2 separate regions of the Homo sapiens genome follow, and region 1 is linked to region 2. The links are chromatin contacts, found by Hi-C or POLR2A ChIA-PET in ENCODE. All regions are on one chromosome and are shown on one strand. Each heading gives the region's core, a stretch centred on a gene start or an enhancer-like site at or near the end of the contact. The rest is flanking DNA. Distances are from core to core; before and after follow the strand shown. Region 1 holds the start of EIF2D (eukaryotic translation initiation factor 2D). Region 2 holds the start of SNRPE (small nuclear ribonucleoprotein polypeptide E).

What was found. A loop is a pair of places that touch in the nucleus more often than their neighbours do. ChIA-PET counts read pairs that join two places held with the same protein, here RNA polymerase II (POLR2A). Pooled maps may share reads with other maps.
Region 1: a map of naive thymus-derived CD4-positive, alpha-beta T cell shows a loop between it and region 2 (12-fold over the local background). The contact joins the promoter of EIF2D here to the promoter of SNRPE in region 2. A Hi-C loop is called at or near these places in 1 of 168 maps with a recorded cell type or tissue (naive thymus-derived CD4-positive, alpha-beta T cell) and 4 of 50 pooled maps. POLR2A ChIA-PET finds 5 or more read pairs at or near these places in 1 of 52 experiments (RWPE1).

What each region holds. Positions count from the first base shown.
Region 1 is chr1:206,611,091-206,613,790 of GRCh38, reverse strand. EIF2D (eukaryotic translation initiation factor 2D) reads left to right here and starts at 1,326. Exons shown (of 15, transcript NM_006893.3): 1 at 1,326-1,504; 2 at 2,417-2,607. The coding sequence starts at 1,449. RefSeq lists a silencer at 1,064-1,273 and an enhancer at 1,564-1,633.
Region 2 is chr1:203,860,160-203,862,859 of GRCh38, reverse strand. SNRPE (small nuclear ribonucleoprotein polypeptide E) reads right to left here and starts at 1,261. Exons shown (of 5, transcript NM_003094.4): 1 at 1,147-1,261; 2 at 638-664. The coding sequence starts at 1,200. RefSeq lists enhancers at 156-731, 1,117-1,376, 1,185-1,479.

The DNA.
Region 1 (2,700 bases), core at 77-2,576, 2.8 Mb before region 2:
AACATTTAGGCCCGACTTGGTGGTTCACACCTGTCCTGTAATCCCACCACTTTGGGAGGCCGAGGCGGACAGATCTCTTGACCTCAGGAGTTTGAGACCAGCCTGGGCAACAAGGTGAGATCCTGTCTCTACAAAAAATACAAAAATTAGCCTGGTGTGGTGGTGCCCGCCTGTAGTCCCAGCTACTCGGGAGGCTGAAGCGGATGGATCGCTTGAGCCCGGGAGGTGGAGGCTGCATTGAGCTGAGATTGCGCCACTGCACTCCAGCCTGGGTGACACAGCGAGACCCTGTCTCCAAGTAAACAAAATAAAATAAAATAAAGAAAAATATTCAAAAAGCCCTCGAGGTTTTTTTGTTTGTTTGTTTGATTTTTTTGATACGGAGTCTTACTCTGTTGTCCAAGGTGGGGTGCAGTGGCACAATCTCGGCTCACGGCAACCTCTGCCTCCTGGGCTCAAGCGATCCTACCGCCTTAGCCTCCCCAGGCATGCGCCACCACACCCGGCTGAATTTTTCTTTTTTCTTTTCTTTTTTTTTTTTTTTTGAGACGGACTTTCACTCTTGTTGCCCAGGCTGGAGTGCAATTGTGCAATCTCGGCTCACCACAACCTCTGCCTCCCGGGTTCAAGCAATTCTCCTGCCTCAGCCTCCCGAGTAGCTGGGATTACAGGCATGCTCCACCATGCCCGGCTAATTTTGTATTTTTAGTACAGACAGGGTTTCTCCATGTTGATCAGGCTGGTCTCGAACTCCCGACCTCAGGTGATCCGCCCACCTCGGCCTCCCAATTCTTTTTCTTTCTTTCTTTCTTTCTTTTTTTTTTTTTTTTTTTTTTTTTTTATTTTGTATTTTTTATGGAGATGGGGTTTCGCCATGTTGCCCAGGCTGGTCTCGAACTTCTGGGCTTAAGCGGTCCGCCCGCCTCGGCCTCCCAAAGTCTGGGATAACAGGCTTGGGCCACCGCGCCCGGCCGAAGCCTGAACTGTTTATCAGTTCAATTATTTTTGCGGAATTGAACCGAACCGAATGGAATGGGAGCTTGCAGAGAGCTTCTACTCAAAGCAGTTCCTAAGGTTGATGGGGTGGAAGGAAATAAACAGAACAGCTATTGGCGTGGCCGAGTCGCTACGGACGGGGAACCCGAGCCGCTCGCGCAGGCGCAGAGCCAGGCCCGCGAGGGGATGGGAAGGTGGGGGGGAGGGGCGTTCCCTGGGCCCTGCCCCTCCCTGCCCTGCTTTAGTTCCAGGTACCGCCACTGGGGGCGGCCGCGGCCTCCCCAGCGGCAACGGCCACGAAGCTGCGCGGCCCTGGTTTCCAGCCGGGCCCTTTTCGCGGCCGGGCCCCAGCATGGCTGCCCCCACGGCTGAGGGCCTGGCAGCTGCTGCGCCCTCGCTTTCTTGACATTCCCTGGCTTCTGTGCTCTCTTCCCCAGGCCACCCCAGCAGACATGTTTGCCAAGGCCTTTCGGGTCAAGTCCAACACGGCCATCAAGGGGTCGGACAGGTGAGGGAGGAAAGGGGCCTGCTCTGCCACGGAACAACCAGACACCTCTTGGGCCCCGCTGGCCCATAGCCCTCGCTATTCTTGGCCGACATCCTCGGGTGGAGGCCGAGGGGTATGCCAGGGAAGGGACCCCAGGAGGCAAGGGTGGGTTAGACACATTTTGAGGTGAGGATGGAGGGGGACCTGGCTCTCTTTTGGATAGTCTAGTGAGTTTAAAAGAAAACGTAGTTAAGTCAGAGTTTACTGACTGCAGACTATTTAAGGTGTTGTGGAGAATGCAGAAGTGAAGGAATACAGAATTCTTGCCCTCCAAAGAGCTTAATGCCCCTTGGGAGAGATCGGATGGGATACCAAGAATTAAAAGTATAAGAGAAAAAAATGACTAGTGATTAATTCTGGCAGGAGAGACAGCTGGAAACTGAGGTGGGAGGGAATAAGGCACATGTGGTAAGAAGAACTGTATCTGTTCAGACAGGGTCACAAATGGAGATTGTGTTTGGAATTTTGTAACCAGTGCTTTATAGTTGTCTATAGGTCTCATGGCATAGTTATTTAATCATAAACTGGCATATTTGCGAAGCATGTATGAGAAAGGAGTGGGCCCAAGGGCTAGGCATGAAGTCAGGAAGGCAGGGCTGTTTCCTGTGTCAGGCTAACTTGGATTGTTCACTGGGCCTGTTTTCCCACCCATAAAATGGGAAGGCATACCCCAGGAATGAGTGAAAATAGATGACAATGGATGAAAAAGAGTTTAGGATGTTTCAGAAGAGTGTGTGTGAGACTAGGACATCATAAACCAGGCAATCTTTCTTTGGCCCTTGTGATTTTATAGTGAGCACTTTTGAGTTCGTTCTTGATATTTATTAAAAGTCTGTCCAGGCAGCATTCACAGTGCTGGTGTGCTTTCCACAGGAGAAAGCTTCGAGCTGATGTGACAACTGCTTTCCCCACCCTTGGAACTGATCAAGTCTCTGAGTTAGTACCTGGAAAGGAGGAGCTCAACATTGTGAAGTTGTATGCTCACAAAGGGGATGCAGTGACTGTGTACGTGAGTGGTGGTAACCCCATCCTCTTTGAACTGGAGAAAAATCTGTATCCAACAGGTATGACAACAGGACGAAGATGGCCATTACCATTAGGTAGTTCTTGCCTAACATCTGCTTCTCTCTGTTTCTTCCATTGTCTCCCATAAAATA
Region 2 (2,700 bases), core at 12-2,511:
GTTCCAAAACAAAGCCTTCTCATGTCACACACCTAACAACTAGGACAGGAGCCCTCAATTCAGGTGGTTAAGAATTATTATCACCTGAAATTAATGTTTTTCAGTTGTGTTATCACACTATAAAATTTAAGTTGCTAAAATTTCCCTCAAAGGAAAGCAGCTGCCACTAAACTCCTCTGAAGCTACCCCTTCTCTCTTCCTTTTTTCGTCTTTAAGTTTTCCCACAGGTATTAAACACACCACCTCTTGACATGGTTTAAGTTGGCTGGGTTTTTCTTCCAATGTTTCATCCTAAAGGGGAGAGGTTCCAATGTTCTAGCCATAATCACTACTAACAAAACTACTGATGCCCAAATACCATGGTCAAGTCTGCTAATAATACTTTTTGGAATTAAAAAGTATTTTTGATCTTGCAAAGTAATGGATACAATTCTTTGCATGTTGGGAAGTGGCATGGATACACACCACTTCATCACATTAGTGCTTTCTAAGTACTCCTTCCCCTCAATTACCCTCCAATCTCCAGTTACATCTATTTTTAAATTCTAGAACACAGCGATCGCTCAGGTTAACACAAAAAACTAAATCAGTTCACCTCTTATTTAAAAAGTAGTTACGAAACAAGCAACTTACGTACATTTTGTAAGTATCTGAAGATGAGGTTCTGCACCACAGTGGCTAAGGAAAAAATACAAAAGCAGCATAGACTCTGCTTCCTGAAACAACCGGACGACGCTATTCCCGTCTCACCTTTGTTTACTAAACGCGAGGTCTGGTGCTTACGCAAACAACAAGTGCCCAGCTGGGCATTCGTTACGGGTCTTCTAAAGACTAAAGAACATCCATTCCACTTTCATCCCCCTGGAGTTTCCCAAAACCGTTAACTCCCGTTTTCACTCCGCACCTGAAGTTCTCTTCCCTCCTTTTGCCGCGTCCATTCCTGCATTCCCCACGGCAGGGGTCCCCCCAAGACCACCTCCCCACCATCACGGTTCAACTACCCGCGCTTTCTTCCAGTCTTGGTAGCCCCGGGGGCTCATGGGATGTGGATCCGTACTCCACTATCCCAGGCCTGCCCTCAGCCTGCGCCTTCGCACCCCGTATTCTGACCCGAACCTCCTAGTCCTGACATCCTGCGTAGGATACGATGGGCTGCACCATAACCTTCTGCACTTTCTGACCCTGGCCACGGTACGCCATGGTGGAATTTCACAAAGAGCACACCCGCACGCTGCCTCTGAGAGCAACTTCCGGAATAAAGAACCGGAAGCGGAAGTGTGAAGGTCACGCGGCGGCATGGGCGGCTCCTGGGAAATGCCCCTCTAGCCATGAAGTCACGTTTCTTCGCTGCATGGCCTCCGAGGGAGGCCAAACTGAGGCGTCTGCGCTGTGGAAGGTGGGCCGGTCCTACAGCGCCACCTGGAGGGAGGCGGGAGGAGGTGCCTTCGGTTGTATAGTGGCCGTGGTAGGAGGAGTGCCGTCCTGTCTCCAATTTCTTTTCTTTTTTTTTTTTTGAGGCGAAGTCTCGCTCTGTCGCCCAGGCTGGAGTGCAGTGGCGCGATTTCAGCTCACTGCAACCTCAGCCTCCAGGGTTCAAGCGATTCTCCTGCCTCAGCCTCCCGAGTAGCTGGGACTACAGGCGCCTGCCACCACGTCCGACTAATTTTTTGTGTTTTTAGTAGAGACGGGGTTTCACCATGTTGGCCAGGATGGTCTCGATCTCCTGACCTCATGATCCGCCCGCCTCGGCCTCCCAAAGTGCTGGGATTACAGGCGTAAGCCACCGCGCCCGGCCTGTATCTCCATTTTCTGAGTTAGCTTGAAAAGCCAAAATCGTCCCAGTGTGTATCTCTATGTGTAAAATGAGTTAATTTCGTGCCTTTCCTAAAGCCTATTTTGCTGGAGTTTAGGCTTGATAGCAGCGTTGTGGTGGAAAGGGTAGGGCGGCAAGGAGCCCAAACTTCAGGCCTCCCACCTCTGGCAGTCGGCCAGAGGCGGTCTGCATTCCAAAGCCAGACGCCTGGTTCCCTCCAGTTACGGATTCAATTCTCATCCATTTCGTGGAGAGTTACTGTTCAGGTGGCAACTGAGGGTGGCGATTTACCAGGAAGACGCTGAAATCCACATGCTGGGCGCAAATCCAGCTCTTTTAGAGTTGGTGACCAAGGATAAATTACTCAGCCTCGCCATGTCTTGGCTTAGTTTCCAAAACGGAGATTATAGTAAAGATTAACTTTACTCAGGGGCTTAAAGATTCAATGAAATAATTGTCTATGTGTGCACACAGTTAGGCGTCAGCCAGTGTCAGAACATGTCCTTCCCTGGATAACACAGCTACTAAGTGGAGCAGCTGGAATTTGTAGGTGTGCCTGACCCCAAAGTCCACCTACCTTTCCATTGTGTCATGGCTTGTGGCCTGGCAGAGATTTCACTTAATTGGCATACACATGTTATAGAGGAGGAAACTGAAGTTTAGACTTTTGAAAGGACTTGCCTAAGGGAACACGGATTAGGGCAAATGGCAGAATCAAAATTAGCTTTTCTGAGGGCTTCTGTTTAATGGGGATAATAGTAATAACGACTTCAGAAAGGGGTTGAGTTGAAAGTGATTTTTAAACTACACAAAGCGGCCAGGCTCACGCCTGTAATCCCAGCATTTTGGGAGGCCGAGGCAGGTGGATCAACTGAGGTCAGGAGTTC